2 separate regions of the Homo sapiens genome follow, and region 2 is linked to region 1. The links are chromatin loops, found by intact Hi-C in ENCODE. Cell type or tissue: CD4-positive, alpha-beta T cell. All regions are shown on one strand. Links, peaks and the distances in the headings refer to the core of each region. The heading gives the core; the rest is flanking DNA.

Region 1 (11,172 bases), core at 1,776-9,775:
GAAGTAGTAAATATGTCAGTAAAAATAAAGTGACTGCAGTTCATTTTACCTTCAATAGGTCCGGGGGTAAAAATGTGATTTTGAAGACTGCAACTATTCCGTAGTTCATGTCTGCTTAAAGTCTCTCAATAATTTGCTAACCTCAGCACCTTTTAGAGGTAAATTTGTTTGTAAATTATTAGGAAGTTATGACTCATGTTATAGCAACTTACTACAAGTAAAGCAAATGTCAGTAGTTTTTGGTAAGGTATCTCGTATTGGCTCTTGGTGGGTTTTTTTTTTTTTTTTTGAGACACGGTCTCACTTTGTCACCCAGGCTGGAGTGCAGTGGCGTGATCTCAGCTGACTGTAGTCTCAACCCCCTGAGTTCAAGCCATCTTCACTAGGCTATATACATACACATATGTATATGTATATATATAAATTATATATATACACAACACACATGTATACATACATATATATACACATACATGTATGTATATGTATATATACGTATACATACATATACATGCATGTGTGTGTGTGTGTGTGTGTATATATATATATATATATATTTTTTTTTTTTTTTTTTTTTAGATGAAGTCTTGGTCTGTTACCCAGGTTGGAGTTCAGTGGCACGATCTTGGCTCACTGCAGCCTCTGCCTCCCAGGTTCAAGCGATTCTCCTTCCTGCCTTAGCCTCCCAAGTAGCTGGGATTACAGGCATGCGCCACCATGGTCGGCTAATTCTTGTATTTTTAGTAGAACAGGGTTTCACCATGTTGGCCAGGCTGGTCTCGAACTCCTGACCTCAGGTGATCCGCCTGCCTCAGCCACTAGGCTATTATTTTTGAAAGAAGCAAAAGAACAGATAAGCAGATAAAGGAGGAAACAAAAACATTTGTAATAGTGGCCACATACCAAATTTCAGTTTGCGCAGTCTTTGAAATCCTGTTCTATTACTTTTTTTTTTCTTTTTTTTTGAGACAGGGTCTCACTCTATCACCCAGGCTGGAGTGCAGTGGTGCAATCTCAGCTCATTGCAACTTCCACCTCCTGGTTCAAGAGATTCTCATGCCTCAGCCCCCATAGTAGCTGGGATTACAGGCACGCACCACCACGCCTGGCTCATTTTTTTTGTATTTTTAGCAGAGACAGAGTTTCACCATGTTGGCCAGGCTGTTTTATGACTCCTAAGGGTGAAGTTTGGTTTTCTTCCATTGCTACTGGTCAGAATATCTTTTTTTTTTTTTTTTTTTTTTGAGATGGAGTCTCGCTCTGTTGCCCAGGCTAGAGTGCAGTGGGGCAATCTTGGCTCACTGCAACCCCCATCTCCTGGGATCAGGCAATTCTCCTGCCTAAGCCTCCCGAGTAGATAGGATTACAGGCATCCACCACCACATACAGCTAAATTTTTTGTATTTTCAGTAAAGACAGGGTTTCACCATGTTGGCCAGGTTGGTCTCAAACTCCTGACCTCAGGTGATCCGCCCATCTCGGCCTCCCAAATTGTTGGGATTACAGGCGTGAGCCACCGTGCCCAGCCCAGAATATCTTAAATAGGCAAAACTGATTTGCTGAACTGGGTTTCCTGAAATATCTGTTCTTGCAACCAATTATGTTTCTTCATGAGAGCTTAGATTTTCTCCCTCTGTGTGGAAAAAAAATTAATACACTGTTATATCTCTGCCTTGGAGGTCTTTGAAGTTTTGCTGTGAACTTAATTAAATTCAGACTGTTTTTAAGATACAGTATTTCTTGGCCGGGCGTGGTGGCTCCTGACTGTAATCCCAGCACTTTGGGAGCCTGAGGTGGGCGGATCACCTGAGGTCAGGAGTTCGAGACTAGCCTGACCAACGTGGAGAAACCCTGTCTCTACTAAAAATACGAAATTAGCCAGGCATGGTGGTGTGGCCCTGTAATCCTATCTCGGGAGGCTGAGGCAGGACAGTCACTTGAACCCGGTAAGCGGAGGTTGTGGTAAGCCAAGATTGCGCCATTGCTCTCTAGCCTGGGCAACAAGAGAGAAACTCTGTCTCAAAAAAAAAAAAAAAAAAAAAAAAAGATACAGTATTTCTTTTAAGACAGCTGATGTGGCTTATTCTCCAGGCCAGTAGGCTGCTTTAAAATATTCTAAGGGCTGGGCATGGTAATTGTAATCCCAGCACTTTAGGAGACCAAGGTGGAGGATCACTTAAGTGCAGCAGTTCGAGACCAGCATGGGCAACATAGTGAGACCTCGTCTCTACCAAAAAAAAATGAAAAAAAAAAAAGTTCTAAGTATTTAGCTGGGCACTGTAGCATACACCTGTAATCCTAGCTACTCAGAAGACTGAAAGGGGAGGATCGCTTGGGCCCAAGAGTTCAAGGCCAGGCTGGGCAACATAATGAAACCCTGTCTCTTCAAAAAAAAAAAAAGTTCTGAGTATTTGGTATATTTAGTATACTTAAGGAAAGCGAGCCTTACTTGAGGTTCTTTTTAAATTTTATTTTATTTTTGAGATAGGGTTTGGTACTTTTGCCCGGGCTGGAGTGCAGTGGCACGATCACGGCTCACTGCAACCTTCATGTCCTGGGCTCAAGTCATCCTCCGACCTCAGCCTACCAAGTAGCTGGGACTAAAGGCAAGCACCACCACACCCAGCTAAACTGACTTGAGGTTCTTGTACTTCATTTTGTGTCCTTCTTCTCCTTGTTTTATTAATTGTTTTTCTTTTTTGATTAGATCTTACATGCATGTGGCACAAATTTCAAAATGTACAAAAGGACATATAAATAAAGAGTATCAGCCGGGCGTGGTGGCTCACGCCTGTAATCCCAGCACTTTGGGAGGCCGAGGCGGGCGGATCACGAGGTCAGGAGATCAAGACCATCCTGGCTAACATGGTGAAACCCAGTCTCTACTAAAAATACAAAAAATTAGCTGGGCGTGGTGGTGGGCGCCTGTAGTCCCAGCTACTCGGGAGGCTGAGGCAGGAGAATGGTGTGAACCTGGGAGGCTGAGCTTGCAGTGAGCCGAGATTGCACCACTGCACTCCAGCCTGGGCGACAGAGCGAGACTCCATCTCAAAAAAAAAAAAAAAAAATTGTGTATCTTCCTCTGTTCCCCAGTCACCCTGTTTTCTTCCCAGAAGCAACTAGTGTTACTGGTTACCTGTGCTTCATTTTAGGTTCTATACATTTACACACACACATCATTTATATGTGTGTGTGTGTGTGTGTGTGTGTATATATGTGTGTGTGTGTATTTCCCCCACACACACATTTGGGAACATAATGTACATAATATTCTGCACCTTTCTTTTTTAATTGACCATATATCCTACCAAGTTAGTATGATTAAAACTGCCTCATTAGTTTTAATGACTGCAGAGTACTCCACTATGTAGGTAAACCATAATTGATTTAACCAGGACATTTAATCATGGACATTTAGGGTTTTTAAGAGAGTTTTTTAAATTAAGATATAATTTACATACCATAAAACTCACCCTTTTAAAGTATATAATTCAGTAGTTTAATACAAGAACTCTTTTTTTTTTTTTTAAGAGGCAGAGTCTGGCTCTGTCGCTTTGGCTGGAGTGCAGTGGTGTAATCATAGCTCACTGCAGCCTTGACCTCCTACGCTCAAGCAAACAATCCTCCCATCTCAGCCTCCCAAGTAGCTGGAACTACAGGTGTGCATCAGCACACTCAACTAATTTTTAAATGTTTTGTAGAGATTGGGTCTCACTACATTGCCAAGCAGGTTCAAGAACATTTTTATTGCCCCAGAAAGAAACCCCATACCCATGACATCTAGGGTTTTGCCGTCCTTTGTTAAAACCAATTAATACTAAAATAATAATAATACTGCCCTGGATATTCTTATACACATATCATTTGGCACATGTGAAAGAATACCCACGTGACAGCTGGTTATGGTGGCACATACCTGTAGGCCCAGCTACTTAGGGGGTTAAGGATCTCTTGAGCCCAGAAATTCAAGTCCAGCCTGGGCAACATAGAGAGACCCTATCTCTAAAAAAAAAAAAAAAAAAAGTGAGTAAAAAAGAATATCTGCAGTACAAATACCTGGAAATGGATTTGCTTGGTAAGCTGATCTGTGCACTTAAGATTTTGAAAGACATTGCTAAATTGCCCTCACTAGAGGTTATATGAGTCTGTATCCTGTCAGTGTATAAAAGTTCCTATTTCCCCACTCCCTGCTAGCAGAATCCTTCATCCAACTTTTCTGTCTTTGCCAATCTGACAGGACATGTAGTATCTCACTACAATATTAATTTTTATTTCCCTTATTGTAAGTAAGGTTGATTATTTTATATGCTTAGGAGCTAGTTGTATTTCCTTTTCTGTGAATTGATTGCTCATAAACTGATTAAATCTTTGATATTCTGGATGGATCCTGATAAAAAAATTTTCCTTATTTATAAGAGCTCTTTATGTATTAGGGAGAAAAGCCCTGATAAAAAATTTTCCTTATTTATAGGAGCTCTTTGTGTATTAGGGAGAAAAGCCTTCTGGGGTATGAAGTGGAGGTATTTTTCTTAGTTATTTTTGTTTATTTGTTTTAGTCTTTGACTTTGCTTATGATGTGTTTTTCTTTTATCATGCAGAAGCTTTGCACTTTATGTCGTTGACTTTGTCAGTCTTTTATGACTTGTGTGTCTTATGACATCCTTAGACTTTCCTCACTCCAAGATTGTTAAAAAAAAAAAAATTCTCCCATGAGTTATTCTATTACTTTAAGGTTCTTTCTCCATCCACCATTTAACTCCTAGATCCATCTAGAATTTATTTTTGTGTAAGATATGAGGTGTGAATCTACCTTATTTTCCCCATATGGTTAACAACTTTTCCCCACCGCTTTGAAACGTCATTTTTACACTGTGTCCTCTTGATTAAAAGCTATTATTTAAGATGTTTGTTGGTGCAATTCAGAACAGTTTTAAATATTAGCTTTAATTTTTTAAGAGAGGTAGTCAGGTGTTCAGGACAGTGATTTCTGAACTCTTGGGGTGCCTACAGCCCCCTTCCCTCCACGACAAATCCCACTGTCTAGTGCTATTTACAGAGGGGAAGACGTCTTGCTCATGTCTGTTGGGCCAAGAAATAGTTTCCAATCACTCATCCAGGGATTTCCCCTTAGCCTCATAAAATCCACCTGGGGTCAGCCACCCATCTAGGGATTCCAGGGTTGTTACTTGAATGTGAAAAGAGCCTCAACAGGAGTCCAGAAGTAAATGGAGAATCTTTCCAGAGAAAACAGAATTCTTCACTTTTAGGTCATTAGTGACTGATCTTCAGATTATCTTCTCGTTTTATTTATTTTTATTTTTATTTTTAATTTTATTTTTTGAGACAGAATCTCTCTCTGTCACCCAGGCTGGAGTGCAGTGGCATGATCTCGGCTCACTGCAACCTCTGCCTCCCAGGTTCAAGCAATTCTCCTGCCTTAGCCTCCCGAGTAGCTGGGACTACAGGCAAGTGCCACCATGCCTGGCTAATTTTTTGTATTTTTAGTAGAGACGGGTTTCACCGTGTTGGCCAGGCTGATCTCGAACTCCTGACCTCAGGTGATCCACCCACCTCGGCCTCCCAAAGTGCTGGGATTACAGGCATGTGCCACCATGCCCGGCCTATCTTCTCATTTTAAAATCATAGACAATTTTACAATTTTGCTCTGGTAAATTTACTTTGATGGACCATAGGTCATCTGGTGAAAGGAACCCCTGGATTAGGCTATATTATGACTACATTTTGGCATTATTTGAAGCTAGAGAATACAGGGCTAAGGGTCATCTCTTTTAATTTGAAACTGTTTAAGGTGAGAAAAGAGTGTGACCCTTTAAAAAGCAGAATTCTCAGGGTGCCCCTGACTGTAAAGGCTCCTAGAGTTGTACCTACTGGGACCAGAGGAGAAGGCCTGTCTGGCAGTTCCTGATGCTGCTGATAGGGGGTAGATATTCCCAGGGAGCCTTCTTTCAAGCCAAGTGTTTGACTCCCTGTTTTGTTTGGTAGAGAAGGTTGCACAATGGCTTTTAATCTCATTCAATATTATAAAAGTGTTCTGTTTGCACTACTCAAGTAGTTTGTCACTCTAAACTTAGGGGTAGCAGCTGTTCTCTGTGCTTGAAAGTGCTAGTGGTAGTAACACCTCAATGGAGTGACTGGTGTTGACTTCCTGCCTCAGGGCTTGTTTAACCCTTAGGGCACCTCATCAAGTAGAGGAACTAGGCAAGTGTGTCAAGTAAGGAGGGAAGCTGGGAGAGTTGTGGAAGTGTTTTTCTTTGGTATAGGCTATTTTTCACTTACATTTTTATTAATTAGTTTGTTCCAGAGACGGACACTTAAAAAAAATGAATTCACAAAGGATACAGGGGAATTCAATTTAAGCGGTCATGTTAAAAAAGTAATATCTCCTTTATAGGCTTAATGTATGTCATAATTGGCTAATTTTTTCCATATGATTATGATGCCTGAGAGACAAGCCTATGGTATGCTGATGAGCCATGGTTAATACAATTTTATCTCACTAAATGTCGTCAGGATTTAAGGGAAGACCTTCACACAGATTTTTCTGTATCTACGTGATGATCATTTTCCTGCTTTTCCTTTCTGTCCCATCTTCACTCCTCCACAGTCATGTTACACTAGTATAGTCATGTGAGTGTGCCCATGAGTGACTCCAAGTTGAGTTCTAAAAAGCAGATTTCACTTAGCCAGCTGCCCTTGTCAGTTTCAGCCTTGGGAGTCACCTTTTGGTATCTTTTCCCACTGCTTCTTCCTCCTTTCTCAACCATCATTTCTCCTCTCCACTGGATTCTACTCACAGGGTTTGTAATCTCCCAGATCATTCAGCATCTGAATGAATTCAGCCGCCAAGGGGAAGATCACTGGCAGATCCCAGTGGGGGTACTTACCCCTTCCAGACTCTTCCTGAGGAAAGCAAGTTACCTTCCATGTAGCAGGAGTACATTTTATACTAGTTTGGCCTTGTGACTGTTAGAGTGGGAAGTCTGAGGGAACTGGAGAAGAGATGCAGTTTTAACAGAGGAAAAACATTTAGTAGAGACTGTCCCTTCTGCCTTCGGGCGTGTCCCTCTTCTGGGCATCTTTTCAGGATTTCATTCCTACGTCCAACTGCCGTTCACAACTGCCCTTTCCAACTGCTCCAGAACTCTTGGCCCTGGCATTCCGTGATGTAAATTATTCCACACATGGCTCAAAAGGGTGTGAAGCTGTGTGCCAGGTGTCGGATCACTAGTGTAAGTTTCCCAGTCTGTGGGGAGAGCTGCTCTTGGAATCTGTGCAGTTGTTGTTGTTTCAGCCCAAGCATAGTCATTTCACTGGCTAAGCTTGACACTGTCGCTGGTGGGGGAGAGAGGGATCTCGGGGCCTGGAGCTAGGGTGAACTTTTTTGGTTGAGATTCTCTACTTTAAGGATTCTAGTGTTAGGATGTAGATTGTTTGGAGTTGAACAGGGGTGGTGCTGCTGCAAAAGGAGAATGTGGGACCGGCCGGCCAGAGCCTGCAGAGACTGCCTGCGGCTAGGGTGCCCCCTCTTCTCTCTCTAAATGCAGGAAGAACCATTTTCCTATCTTCCTAAAGATAGCCAGAATATGGCAAAAAATGTAGGTTGCTCACCATGTTTAGGAACATTGAGTCACAAAATTAAAAGACCTCTATGTCTATGAGATCTTTTCTAAAACATAAATATTATTTCTCCCCTTGTTTATTGTACATTTTGAGGAAGTTACTGTTCATGGTTTATAGCCCCTTGGGGGAATCTGCATGTGAGGGAGGTTGCTGCCAACTATCTTTGATTTGTCTAGATTCTTTTTTGACTTATAAGTTAAAGGTTTGTTTTCAATAAAAAGTTTAAATTGAATACTTTATCTCTCAAATGACCTCAAAATTTTTAAAATTACATTAATATTAAGCAGAGGAAAACTCACGTGAATTACAGTTATTTATCCAGAAAAGTGTAAGGCATACTTTTGTATTGCATTGATACTACTGTCTTTAATCTGCTTTACTGAAACCTGTTTTCCTCTCCCTTTTCTTTATAGTTGTCATGGATGATGATGATGACTCGTGTCTCCTTGATCTTATTGGGTAAGATGCTTATTCCAAAACCTGGGTAAATCAAATGTGTGAGGTTTGCTGAACACTAAGACAACCTAATAGCATATAACACCTGATAGGTATTTTAAATAAAAATTAAATAATAATCATAGGTTTAGTAGAGAAACAGAGACATGATTAACATAGGGGTTGTAATTCAGTAATTCTTTTTTTTTTTTTCCTTTTGAGACAGGGTCTCACTCTGTCACCCAGGCTAAAGTGCAGCAGCACAATCTCAGCTCACTGTAGCCTCCACCTCCCAGGCCCACACGATCCTCCCACCTCAGCCTCCCAAGTAGCGGGGACTACAGTCACACACCACCATGCCTGGCTAATTTTTTGTGTTTTTTTTTTTTTGTAGAGACAGGGTTTTGCCATGTTGTACAAGCTGGTCTCCAACTCCTAGACTGAAGTGATCCTCCTGCCTCAGCCTCCCAAAGTGCTGGGATTACAGGCATGAGCCACTGTGCTCAGCAAGTAATTATTTATTAAATTTATTTCCTAATAAATCCCAGGAGGCAGAAGTGAATAATAATAGGAAATGGCACAACATCAAAACAAAAACAAGATTAAAAAAAAAAAAACCTACTAATAGTTTTAAAATAGGGAGAGGATTTTACTCAGGTAATAAATCATTTTCTTTCTACTCTAGTAAAAATTAGTTCTAAATATAGATAGTATATTTGTTTGTTGTTTTATCTCTTTTTTTCCTCTCTTTTCTAGAGACCCACAAGCATTGAACTATTTTCTACATGGACCTAGTAATAAATCTGTAAGTAATGCATAGAATACCACAGACATCTATTTTGTTTCTGCTTTACAGTTAAAGTAGTAACCACCTATTGAATTTGTATCTTTGCAGAGCAATGATGACTTGACTAATGCAGGATATTCTGCAGCCAATTCAAATTCAATTTTCGCCAACTCTAGTGTGAGTATTGGAAACTAAATGCAATGATTGAATGGTTTCTGTCTGATTGATGCCTTGTGAACTGAGCCTTTAACTGCCTTTGTATCATGAGAATCCTTACCTTGTCTGTTGTAATTAATTTAATTTTATTTATTTATTTTGAGATGGGGCCTCACTCTGTCGCCCAGACTGGAGTGCAGTGGTGCGATCACAGCTCACTGCAGCCTTGACCTCCCAGGCTGAAGCGATCCTCCCACCTCAGCCTCCCGAATAGCTGGGACTACAGGCGCATGCCACACGGGCTAATTTTTGTATTTTTAATAGAGACAGAGTTTCGCCATGTTAGCCCGGCTGGTCTTGAACTCTCAGGCTCAAGCAATACACCTACCTTGGCCTCCCAAAATGTTGGAATTACAGGTATGAGCCACTGTGCCCAGCCTGTTGTAATTTATATAGGAAGAAAATCTATTGAATTATGTAGACATTTTCTACTTTTAACTTAGTCAATTAAGACAAGCTATGTGGCCAGGTACAGTAGCTCACACCTGTAATCTCAGCACTTTGGGAGGCCAAAGTGGGAGAATCATTTGAGCTCAGGAGTTCAAGACCAGCCTGGGCAACATAGCAAGACCCTGTCTCTATTTTTAAAAAATAAAATAGACCAGATGTGGTGGCTCATGCCTGTAATCCCAACACTTTGGGAGGCCGAGGCAGGTGGATCACGAGGTCAGGAGTTAAAGATCAGCCTGGCCAAGATGGTAAAACCCCATCTCTACTAAAAATACAAAAAAAAATTGCCAGGCATGGTGGTAGGCGCCTGTAATCCCAGCTACTCGGGAGCCTGTGGCAGAGAATTGCATAAACCCAGGAGGCAAAGGATGCAGTGAGCCGAGATCCCGCCACTGCATTCCAGCCTGGGCGACAGAGCGAAACTCCATCTCAAACAATAAATAAATAAATAAATAAAATAATACACCAGGCATGGTGGCTCACACCTGTAATCCCAGCACTTTGGGAGGCCGAGGCAGGCAGATCATGAAGTCAGGAGATCGAGACCATCCGGGCCAACACGGTGAAACCCCGTCTCTACTAAAAACACAGAAATTGGTGTGGTGGCGCGTGCCTGTAATCCCAGCTACTCAGGAGGCTGAGGCAGGAGAATCGCTTGAACCAGGGAGTTGGAGGTTGCAGTGAGCCAAGATCGCACCATTACACTCCAGCCTGGCCACATAGGGAGACTCTGTCTCAAAAAAATAAAAAAAATAAAAATAAATAATAAATAATAAAAAGACAAACTATATGAGGTTGTCTTTTAAATAATAAAAAGACAAGTTATATATCCACTTTGCCATTTTTCTAAGCTTTCAACTTTCTTTTTTTGAGACGGAATCTTGCTCTGTTGCCCAGGCTGGAGTGCAGTGGCACGATCTCGTCTCACTGCAGCCTCTGCCTCCTGGGTTCAAGCAATTCTCCTGCCTCAGCTTCCCTAGTAGCTGGGATTACAGGTACCCACCACCACACCAGCTAATTTTTGTATTTTTAGTAGAGACTGCGTTTCTCCATGTTGGCCTGGATGATCTTGAACTCCTGATCTCAAGTGATCCCCGCCCCATTACAGGCGTGAGCCACTGCACCTGGCCTCAACATTCTTTCTAAAATGACTCAGAAATGTTACAACCTGAGAAACTCATATTAGAATGTTTTGAACCTTGTTACATAATAATCTTTAAAGAAATTATTCTTAATTCATAGTTACTTATAAGTTGTTTTCATCTTAAATGAGAAAAACAAAGATAATGAGTAACACTTGAGCATTTAGTATGTGCTTGGCATTAAGAGCTTAACATATATTAACCTCAGCCAGACATGGTGGCCCATGCCTATAATCCCACCATTTTAGGAGGCCAAGGCAGGAGGATTACTTGAGCTCAGGAGTTTGAGACCAACCAGCATAGTGAGACCCCATCTCTACAAAAAATTTAAAAATTAGACCAGCAGCTGGGCGCAGTGGCTTACGCCTCTAATCCCAACACTTTGGGAGGCCGAGGCAGGCAGACCACGAGGTCAGGAGTTCGAGACCAGCCTGGCCAACATAGTGAAACCCCATCTCTACTAAAAATGCAAAAAATTAGCCGGGCGTAGTGGCGTGTGCC
Region 2 (11,172 bases), core at 1,864-9,863, 49 kb before region 1:
GTGAATAAATGATGCCTTGCACTTTATGGGGCTCAGAAGTGTTTGTTGAATTGGATAAAGAGCTGTCTTTGTGTCATTACAACGCTGTAGCAATAAGGAACTATGCATGCTGAGCCAACTCCTGTGAAATGTCTTGTCAAGTGAGAACCTATTTGTGCTGCAGAGACTTTTCCCTTCTGTAGTTGGTAATAATAATGAAAGTTTGCTTTTACAAAGTAACTATTACAAAGTTGCATTATTATTGCTAAACAGTGAAAGAGGCTGATTTGGAGGACGGAATAATGGCAGGAAACATTTAGGAATGTGAATGCGTAACAGGGCTATGTTGCCAGGGATTTGTAGCTCTGACAATTGGGAGTTCTCTCTGGGAGAGATCCCAGTGGTCCATGACATGTAGTAATTTGAAATTTGCTGAGGCGCAAATTCAAGTACATCCTAGGAGGCTTGTGGGGAGGGAGACAGTCATTGAGCTAGTGAGCAAGCCACGCCCCCTGCTCCATGTATGTGTTTAAACATGGCATGCATGCTATTTTTTTCTGTTCTTTGTCTTCACAGAGTAATTCCCTTCAGGTAATAGAAACTCTTTTCATCTGAAGAATGATGATGAAGTGAAAGGTGAAGCTTGAGTGAAATGTGTGTTGCAAACATAAGCCAAGGAAAATATAGGCTCTTGATAAAGGTGTGAGTTCCCCAGAAAGCCAGAGCCACTGTAGGACTTCATGTATCGTACAAGTGGGCGATTCCTGGTGCTCTCTTGTTGGTAGCTCTACAGGCTGTCAGGGATCAAGGCAATATTATTTGCTGCTTTTTTTTTAAGAACCTGTAGGGGTGAGCATTGATTTGAGGCAATATATAATGATTGATTATATAGCCTGTGGAAGATAGAAACTTAGTGTGTAGAAATCGTTTAAAAAGAGGAAAAACTATATTGTATATGTGGGGATTTGTTTGTTTGCTACTAATTCCAGTGCTTTTTGTTTTTGTTTTCTATTTATTTCTTTTGAGACCAGGTTATAAGACTGGCTAATTTTTGTATTTCTGGTAGAGACAGGATTTTGCCCAGGCTGGTCTCGAACTCCTGGGCTCAAGCTATCCATCCACCTTAGCTTCCCAAAGTGCTGGGAATGCAGATGTGAGCCACCATGCCCAGCCTTCCGGTACTTTTTCATCAATTGCTTTAGGAGTGACTTTGTAAAGTTCTCTGATATTATCTGAGTAGTCAAGTTCTTTAGGATTGTGTCATCAGTCTCAAGTTTGCCCAGAGCTGGGGCTTTTCCACAAATCTTGGGGGTAAGAGAGAGAGATGAAGAGTTGGAGCCAGGACAAGGATCGTCAGTGGGAAAATCAGGACCAGATTCTGCTTCTACCTTCATGTGTAGATGCTGACTCTTTTGAAAGAACTACAATAAAGTCACCTGTGGATTGACCCACATGCCTTAGCTCTGAAACACGCAAACTGGCTAACTGGGGAATCCACTCCCATGCCATTCTCTAATATTTGTTCATCTAAACTTAGCATCCTGTAATGTGCTTGTGAGTCATAATTGCAATTGTAGAAAGAGAAAGAGGCCTGGCACAGTGGGTCACGCCTGTAATAGCACTTTGGGAGGCCGAGCGGGTGGATCACTTGAGGTTAGCAGTTTGAGACCAGCCTGGCCAACATGGTGAAACCCCATCTCTGCTAAAAATACAAAAATTAGCTGGGTGTGGTGGTGAGCACCAGTAATCCGAGCTACTCGGGAGTCTGAAACAGAAGAATTGATTGTGCCGGGTGCCGTGGCTCACACCTGTAATCCCAGCACTTTGGGAGGCCAAGGCGGGCGGATCATGAGGTCAGGAGATCGAGACCATCCTGGCTAACACAGTGAAACCTCGTCTCTACTAAAAATACAAAAAATTAGCCGGGCGTGGTGGCAGGCGTCTGTAGTCCCAGCTACTCGCGAGGCTGAGGCAGGAGAATGGCGTGAACCCGGAAGGCGGAGCTTGCAGTGAGCTGAGATGGCGCCACTGTACTCCAGCCTGGGCAACAGAGTGAGACTCCATCTCAAAAAAAAAAAAAAAAGAAGAAGAATAGATTGAACCTGGGAGGCAGAGGTTGTAGTGAGCCAAGATTGTGCCACTGCACTCCAGCCTGGGCGACAGAGTTAAGCCTCTGTCTCAAAGAAAGAAAGAGAAAGAAAAGAGGAGAGAGGAATGTCAACTTAATTAATTGTTTAAAAAGAGGAAAAACTGTGTTGTATGTGTGTGGATTTGTCTGTTTGCTTATTAATTCCAGTGCTTTTTTTTGTTTTCTATTTATGTCATTTAATTATTAATTAATGTCATTTAATTTTAAATGAGAAATTATGCCTCATGTAAAAGTTTTTTTGTAAAAGGCTAGGCTGAGATTCATTCATTGCCTCACCATGGATGCCACCATGAGTCTAACTCTGCTGTCTCAGCTCTGCAAACACAGATGATAGATGGGCATCTCATCTGAACATCATTAGGTCCAGGGAACACTTGTCCATGCCACCCTGACTGACTTTAATCCAGTGGGTGTTTGTTGAGTGTCTGCTACCTGCAACACCAGCCAGGTGGCTTGATATGGTAAAGACGCAAGAAATGTTAGCTTAACATATTGATGCAAGCTACTGTAGTTGGCCCTGGGGAGAAGGGAAGTATAAAAATGAACAAAGTGTAGTCTTCATCTCCTTGAGGCTTACAATCCAGGGACAGACAGGACAAGTAATTATTAGTCAAGCTGACCATACTGTGTGTTATCAAGGAGGAAGGAAGTTCTATGGAAGTACAGAGGAAACAGGAGGGTGGGAAAAGTGGGAAGGCAGGGGAGGTGTCCATAGGAAAGGAACACCAGGCAACAGGAAGAACACAGGCAGAGCTGGGTGGACACCAATTGAGAAACTTGGGAATAACACCGCATGGCAAGAGTGGAGAGTGGTCTGGAGCAGCATGGAGGAGGCGTGGTGGAAGATGGGGCTGGAGATGCCAGTCATTCTGAGGGTGCTTGGGGACCTGTCAGATGGTTTAGAGCAGGGAGTGAGGCATCAGATTTGTGTTTTAGAAGAAGGTGAAGAGAATGGATTGGAGTAGGGGAAGTGCCATTGGGAGGCTATTGTAATGTTTCACTGGATAAATGACAGGGCTTGACTGAGAGCAGTGGAAATGAAATTGAGGTTACTCAAGAATGATTTGTCTTCGAAAGCCAATCTGTGAATTTATAATGGGCATGAACTTACCAACCACTGGAATGATTAGGTCAGCTGGCCGGAACACTACTTTTAAAAGTGAAGTCCATTAATAATCAAAAGATTACTGGCTGAAAGTGAAGTGAAGGCAAAAGGAGTTGGATGGTCTGAGAGGACCTTTTACCCCATCGATAGTAGTTTTTACATAGCAGTAATACTAAAGCTTAATCTTTGGTGGGTTGTTGTTCTCTCTGGAGAGATACTTGGCCTGCCACAAAAGGAGGAGCTGCTTCTCTGGCCAGCACTGGACAGAAGCTGGCCAGCATATTCCAGGATCTTTGGTTTGCAAGAAAGTGAGCTTGCTCAGATTAGCAGGTAGAATGAGGAATAATCGTAAGGAAAGGAAATATTCCAACTCCAAAGCTAGAAAGCCAGCCAGGCCTCAGGGGACTCAGATATCAATCAGGCACTTTCTCCTCCCTTCTCCCCTCCATGCCCAGTGAGAATCTGCTTTCTTCCCCTCTACCCCAATCACTGGTCCTTCTGAGGCCGTGCACTTACATGGGCCCCATTACCACTTCTCCAAAATGGTGGCATTGCCCCCTAGGCTTTCTAGCCTTGTAGTCTGCTCCTCACAGCTGACCCAGTCTCTGTGTCCCAAGTGCTAATACCCAGAAGAGAGGATCCTAATGGCCCAGGTTGGGTCAGATGTCGTTCTCTAAGCAGGCTAAAGATGTGATGTGACAGATGCTTTGAGAAAAAACAAAATAGTAGTAAAGAATGGGTAACTCTAATATATTTTAAACGTTTCTGGACTTCATGTTAACCCAGTGTATTGGTTGTCTATGACTATATAACAAGGCACCCTAAAATGTAGCAGCTTAAAACAGCAAGCATTTATTACGTCACAGTTCTGTGGGTCAGGAATGCAAGAAGAGCTTAGTTGAGTGTTTTTGTCTCAGGGTCTCTCATGAGTTTATAGTTAAGCTGGCCCCTGGGGCTGCAGTACTGTGAAGGGTAGGCTGGGGATGATCTGTTTCCAAGCTCACCCGTGAGGCGGTCTGGCTACCAGCAGGATGCCTAAGCTATTAGCTATTGGCTGGAGACTTCAGTTCCTCACCACATGGGTCTGTCCATAGACTCTCTGAGTGTCCTCATGACATGGCAGCCAGCTTCTCCCAGAGTGAGCGATCCAGAGAGCACCCAAGATGGGAAGCTTCTGCCCTATCCTATTGGTCACCCAAACCAACCCTGGTACACAGTAGGAGGGAGGATGCACAAAGGTGAGAATACCAGGAGGTGAGGCTTGCTAGGGGCCATCTTGGAAGTTAGTTACCATATCTGGTCAAGAAACATTCCTTTAGTGCCTACTGTGTGCCAAGTGCCGGGACTGGGAGCTACATGACACAGAGTCTGTCCTAGAGCATCAAGCTCACTGTCTGGGCTGGAGAAGCCTCACACAAACACAATACCATGTGTGCTCGGAGCCCTCACCTCTGCCCACCGACCTTCCATACTGCTACCACATTTATCCTCATGGAATTCAAATCTGTTCATAGCATTCTCTTATTGTGTCCTGTTTGTCTAGAATTTTTTTTGTTCAAAAACTTAAAGATCACCACCACAGTAAGAAATACACTTATATTACAAACAAGTACATACATACACAGACACATTTATAACTGAAACAGATTTCCCAAGTTTACACCCTTACTGCTTGTATGTATTCTGGTATCTTCTGATCTAGGTTCTTTCATTTTTTATAAAAGCTGGTCACAGTCTCATGACTTGCACAGCCTACTGCATTGTGACCTGCAGTGTGGAAAGCAGCGGCCTACGGATCATCCACACCCTTCCATGATCTGCAAAGCCCCTCATCATCTGCCTGTCCCCCTCATTTATATTTAAGGACTTTGCCAAATACACTCTCTTAGGTTCCTCTACCAGGAGCTCTCTTCTGCCTTTCCCCATGTGATTTGGAGAACTCTTAGTCATTCTTTAAAACCCAGCTTTAAAGTATCTCCTGTTCTTCCCTCTCTTAGTTTTTTGTTTTCTTTTGTTTTTTAAGACAGGGTCTTGCTCTGTCACCCAGGCTGGAGTGCAGAGGCGTGATCTCGGCTCACTGCAACCTTCGCCTCTCGGGTTCAAGCGATCCTCATGCCTCAGCTTCCCGAGTAGCTGGGATTACAGGCACGTGCCACCATGCCCGGCTAATTTTATTATTATTATTATTTTTTTTTTTTTTTTTTTGAGACGGAGCCTTGCTCATATTGCCCAGACTGGAGTGCAGTGGCGCAATCTCAGCTCACTGCAACCTCCACCTCCCAGGTTCAAGCGATTCTTCTCCCTCAGCCTCCAGAGTAGCTGGGATTACAGGCACCTGCCACCATACCCAGCTAATTTTTTGTATTTTTAGTACAGACGGGGTTTCACCATGTTGGCCAGGCTGGTCTCGAACTCCTGACCTCAGGTGATCCACCCGCCTCGGCCTCCCAAAGTGCTGGGTTTACAGGCATGAGCCACCCCACCCGGTCAGTGTTTTTGTTTTTTTCGGTCTGGAGTGCAGTGGCGCAATTTCCACTCACTGTAGCCTCCACCTCCCGAGTTCAAGTGATTCTCCTGCCTCAGCCTACCGTGTAGCTGGGATTCCAGGTGCCCGCCACCACGCCCCGCTAATTTTTGTATTTTTAGTAGAGACGGGGTTTCACCACGTTGGCCACGAACTCCTGACCTCAAGTGATCCGCCTGCCTCGGCCTTACAAAGTGCTGGGATTACAGGCGTGAGCCACCGCACCCGGCCCTCCCCTCTCTGAACAGGATTGCCTACTCTGTCCTCCGACTCCCAGAGCTTTTCACTGACACCTGGGGACTGCTGGGTCCCTCCTTCTCTCCTAGCCTGCCCAGGGCCACCCCAAGCCTGCAGTAGATTTTCATTTATCTCTGTAAGAACGTTTACAAGGACATGGAGCAAATTAGCATCACACAAATGACGATGCTGCAAATGAGCGGTGTACAGGGTTGGCGGGTGTTGCAGGCAGGTTTCCTGTCGTTGGCGCCACGTGCTGCAGAAAGAGGACCCCTCCCCCTGCGGGCCGCCGCTGCGCCCGTGCATCCGTCACAGGTACAATTCGCACCGGAACTTGCGGCCCGGCTTCATTACGTGATGCTTTTTAGCTGCTCTGGTTTCTTTTTGTTTTTTCTACTTTTCTCATTTGTTTGTGTTGTTAGGGACCGCCTAGTGAGAAATTGAGCTTCAGGCTGCGCAGATAGAAAGGCCTCTATATCTGCATCCCCACCCCTGTGGGGGTGGCGGGGGGTGGTGGGGGGGTCCTGTCTGAAGTGGTAGGGAAGGAGGGTTTTGAGGTTTTTGACTATTTGCTTGCAAGTATCTAAGTAAGAGATTTGTTTGCCCACATTTGCACTCTCTTGGCTAGCAACCCGACAAAATATTTTCTGATGGTTTTTCGTGTATGTGGTTTTTGTTTTTGAGGGAGAGAATAATTAACACCTTGGTTAAATTGTACTGAGATACAATGGCTGTTTTTAAAAATTGCTGTTAACTGAAGGGTTGAAGCTAGTATAATTCCCAGGCTCAGCCTCTTGGGAGGCTGAGTCTCCAATAGCATAGTCTTCAATAGACTATGCTGTGAATTGTAATCAGAAAAGAAAAAAAAATTAGACACGAGCAAAAGCAATTAAAGTATTTATTCTCCAATATTCGCATTTCTGCATTTGTCAGCAGCTGTGGAACTGTCACAAGATATGCTGATTTGGTTGTGGTATGTGCCTGTCTGGGGAGGGGAGGAGGAGGATGAAGGCAGACTGTAAACAAATCATTATTGTAAAGTGATCAGTGGGTAATAGAGGCGTGTATAGAGTGCATAGAGAAGGGACTCACTCATTTTAAGCAATGTTTTTCAAATGGGGTCACCTCCATTAGTGAATCATGAAGTCCTTTACCAAGTGCCTAACAGCATTTGAAAAAATAAAGACAATATAGAATGAAATACATCAAGATGCATCCTCCATAGTAGGTTTAGATATTTTTTTTTCAAAAACCTTTGTTTCAATTATATATCTACTGAATTACAATGTGAAATGTGTTTCTTGGGATTGAGTCTCAAGCAAAGATGTTTGAAAGCCACTGAGTTAGGCGACGGGAGAAGGCTTCCCAGAGGAGGTGGCATTGGAGCTGGGCCTTGAAGAATGGTGGACTTGTGCCACAGGAAAAGGGAATTCCAGGCAGATGGGAAAGGATATGTCCAAATCTGGATCTGTTTGTTCAGGGGCAGGGTATTCTCTGTAAAGGGACCACAGGGTACTAGGAGAGGACTGGCTCGAGATGTGCCTGGGGAGGCAGGTGGAGCCAATTACCGAGCCACTTGAAAGTACATATACCACTTCTCAGCTTGCCCTAGAAATTCCCATTCTCTGGTTATGGATTTGGGTTTGGGAATCTGTACTTGCAATAAACATCCCTGGGCAGTGAGGCAGTGAGGTGCTGATGAAGGTGTGACACAACCAGCTCTAGAATCTAGAAAGATGATCTTTGTAGCAATTTGGATAGGAGATCAATGGGAGGCCAAGCAATAGGCGGACCTGAATTCAGGTGATGGTAATTGGCAAAGAATTACCATTGAGGGAGGATGGTATTCGAGGGAGATTTTGGAAGTGAGTTTTGTAGGGACCAAGGGAAAGCTTCACCTCCGCCCTGTGAAAGTTTGCTGAAAATGAACTGGCAGTAGACAGATTAAGAGGAGAAAAGACATAACAATTTATTTAATATTTAACATGTATAGCATGGGGGAATAGCAGGAGAATGATTACCCAATAACCCAATGAGGTCCAGGTGCCTAAGTACCCTTCTTCACAGAAGAAGGGGAGATGGGGAGTGGAGCAATTTTTTTTTTTTTTTGAGACGGAGTCTTGCTCTGTCGCCCGGGCTGGAGTGCAATGGCACGATCTCGGCTCACTGCAACTTCTGCCTCCTGGGTTCAAGGGATTCTTCCGCCTCAGCCTCCTGAGTAGCTGGGATTACAGGCACCCGCCATCATGCCCAGCTAATTTTTGTATTTTTGTAGAGACAAGGTTTCGCCATTTTGGCCAGGGTGGTCTTGAACTCCTGACCTCAGGTGATCCACCCACCTCAGCCTCCCAAAGTGCTGGGATTACAGTCGTGAGCCACTGCACCTGGCTGCAATTAAAAAAAAAAATTAAAAAAATACAAAGCATCGCCATGTTGCCCAGGCTGGTCTCGAACTTCTGGGCTCAAGCAGTTCTCTAGCCTAGGCCTCCTAAAGTACTGGGATTATAGGCAAGAGCCACCTTGGCCAGCCTTTTTTTGTGTGTGTGAGACGGAGTCTCGCTCTGTCACCCAGGCTAGGGTGCAATGGCACAATCTCAGCTCACTGCAACCTCTGCCTCCTGGGTTCAAGCGATTCTCATGCCTCAGCATCCCGAGTAGCTGGGATTACAGGCGCCCACCGCCACGCCCAGCTAATTTTTGTATTTTTAGTAGAGACAGGGTTTCTTCATGTTGGCCAGGCTGGTCTCAAACTCCTGACCTCAGGTGACCCATCCGCCTCGGCTTCCCAAAAGTGCTGGGATTACAGGCGTGAGCCACCACGCCCAGCTGGCCAGCCTGTTTTTGGGGATGATGGCCCATTGCAGCTTTGACCTCCTGGGCTTAAGCGATCAGAGCAATTTTGAAGGGTAGCAAATGATTTTTAAGAAGAATAAATGGTTCAGGGGACAGAAATTATTTTGTAAATGATTGTTTTGGAATTTGAGTGAGAGGCAGACATTATCTTGTGAAAAAACCCGTCCAGATGTGATTGCATTTCTCAGTCTTTTCTGTGACAAATAATGAGATTTCAGAGAGGAGAACTAAGGCAATTCTGTTTCTCTTTTGGGGTCCAGTAGTTAAGGAAACTTCAGAGAACATCCTGTGCTTTTGAGAGAGACGGAGGACTGAAAAGATAGGGGTTTGGAGGAGGAGAGGTCAGAGAGACCTTGAGGCCCATTCTTTAGTTCAGCATATCAGGGTGCCATCTTTCAAGCTATCATTTTTCTGAGCTCCAACAGCTCCATGGTTTGAGGGAGAATGAGGAGGAATCATAGACAAATGAAAAGTATCCAGGGGTTGGTCTAGGGGAAAGGTGGGTGTTACAAACATGCATAGAGACTAGAGAGGAAGAGCAAATTCAGAAGGGAAGATGATTACTTGAGTTTTGGTGCTTGCATGTGGTGGGGCAGGAGTAACTCATCGCATTTTCACCAGGCCGCGTGCGAAATATCCTTTCAGAGCATCAGTGTGCCCTTTGCTCTGACTGCCAATCTCTGAACATCCTCCTGATTGTCTTAGACCTGACTCAGGATTGATAAATACACCTAACTAGTAGTTGATTGTATGATTTATAGTGAGAGAGATATATAAACATTTGGAGTATAAGAGTACCTTTGCACAGGGTGTCACTTTTACAGTATTAGGGTCCCTGGGAAATGGAACTAGTAATTGGAAGATTTAGGAAAGAAAGAATTATATGGTCTAAGGGTATTTAATCAGGCTCTAAAAAGTGCTCAAGTAAGAATGTGGCTCTTTAGTGATCAGAATACTTGTGAGGGTCACACAGTGTCTCCACTCCCGTAGTTTTTTTTTTTCTTTATTGTCAAGGATATTTCTTTGTGCCTGCTTAGTACATACTTATTTCCTTGTCTTCCACTCATATTTATGAGTCATCTTTTTCAGAGTGGTTCCTTTTTTTTTTTGAGACAGAGTTTCGCTCTTGTTGCCCAGGCTGGAGTGCAGTGGCGCCATCTCAACTAACTGCAACCTCCGCCTCCCAGGTTCAAGCGATTCTCCTGTCTCAGCCTCTCAAGTAGTTGGGATTACAGGTGCATGCCACCACACCCAGCTAAATTTTGTATTTTTGGTAGAGACAGGGTTTCACCATGTTGGCCAGGCTGGTCTTGAACAATCCTGACCTCAGGTGATCCGCCCGCTTCAGCTTCCCAAAGTGCTGGGATCACAGGCGTGAGCCACTGCGCCCGGCCAGAGTAGTTCCTTCTTCAGATGTTTTACCTCTTAGTAGTTTCATTTTCAGAAAGCACACTGACATTTATTGGGCAAGTCCCTTTACATGGGTGTTCTATCTTAGAGACTGACTTTCTCACTAAGCTCCAAGTGTGCTTTGTGGTAGCACCTTAAAGCCTGATTATGTGACCTCCATTCCACTTCCTCTCCACTCCCCCATCCTCCTGAGCAGGTGGAATAGAAGGAATGCTCTATTTAGGAGAGTTAAAGAGTTCTGATAGAATACCAGGGGGACCTGGGAGCCAGTGAATGGCACATCCTGGGCATGCCTTCCAACAGCATGTGGTGCCCCCCTAACCTGATGGCTGTCCTCCCCTCAACATATTCTATGGGGAAACAGTCTACATGGGTAAGACAGGAAGGCCAGTGGGAGTGCTGAATGCTTTTTTTTTATTATTAACAGCTCTGCTGTATTGTATTAATTCCTTATCCTTGTACTGAAAGCTTGTAGGAGTTCAGATTTTTTTTAAGTCTGTCAAGGAAAATAACCAGCTTGAAACATGTCATTTAATATAGAGACAAATAGCTTTAGTCCTCTACAAGGATGATGTGAAGTGTTTAAATTCATATATTGAATAAAATAATGTAGGCAAGGTATTGAAAACATTTGTAATCACTCCAATAAATTGCTTATCATTGCTTTGAAAATAATTCCACGGTACTTTTAATAACAACAACAACCACAACAATAATGGCAACTGTTATTCAATACTATATATGGGACACTGAAGCAAAGGTTTTTTATTTTATTTATTTATTTATTTTGAGTCAGAGTCTTTCTCTGTCACCCAGGCTGGAGTGCAATGGTGCAATCTCAGCTCACTGCAACCTCTGCTTCCTGGATTCAAGCAATTCTCCTGCCTCAGCCTCCCGAGTAGCTGGGATTACAGG

What was found. Peaks named below come from ENCODE experiments on the same cell type or tissue, not always from the same donor. Only the 100,000 strongest peaks of a DNase experiment are listed, where the experiment ranks them.
Region 2: a loop joins it to region 1, with 3 times the contacts of the local background. A loop is called at or near these places in 23 of 110 quality-filtered maps.

The regions. Positions count from the first base shown.
Region 1 is chr6:42,813,964-42,825,135 of GRCh38, forward strand. It overlaps BICRAL (BICRA like chromatin remodeling complex associated protein), which reads left to right. Exons shown (of 13, transcript NM_001393499.1): 3 at 8,055-8,100; 4 at 8,833-8,881; 5 at 8,972-9,040. The coding sequence starts at 8,060. Among named protein-coding and RNA genes, the nearest start is that of BICRAL, 37 kb to the left of the region's middle. In CD4-positive, alpha-beta T cell, for the core only: no CTCF peak of the experiment used is centred there; a DNase peak (open chromatin) is centred at 5,938.
Region 2 is chr6:42,764,994-42,776,165 of GRCh38, forward strand. It overlaps a transcript of BICRAL not described here. Among named protein-coding and RNA genes, the nearest start is that of BICRAL, 11 kb to the right of the region's middle. RefSeq lists a silencer at 5,786-5,835 and an enhancer at 6,306-6,505. In CD4-positive, alpha-beta T cell, for the core only: no CTCF peak of the experiment used is centred there; DNase peaks (open chromatin) are centred at 5,066, 6,288, 6,978 and 9,468; H3K4me3 peaks cover 1,694 bases; H3K27ac peaks cover 4,227 bases.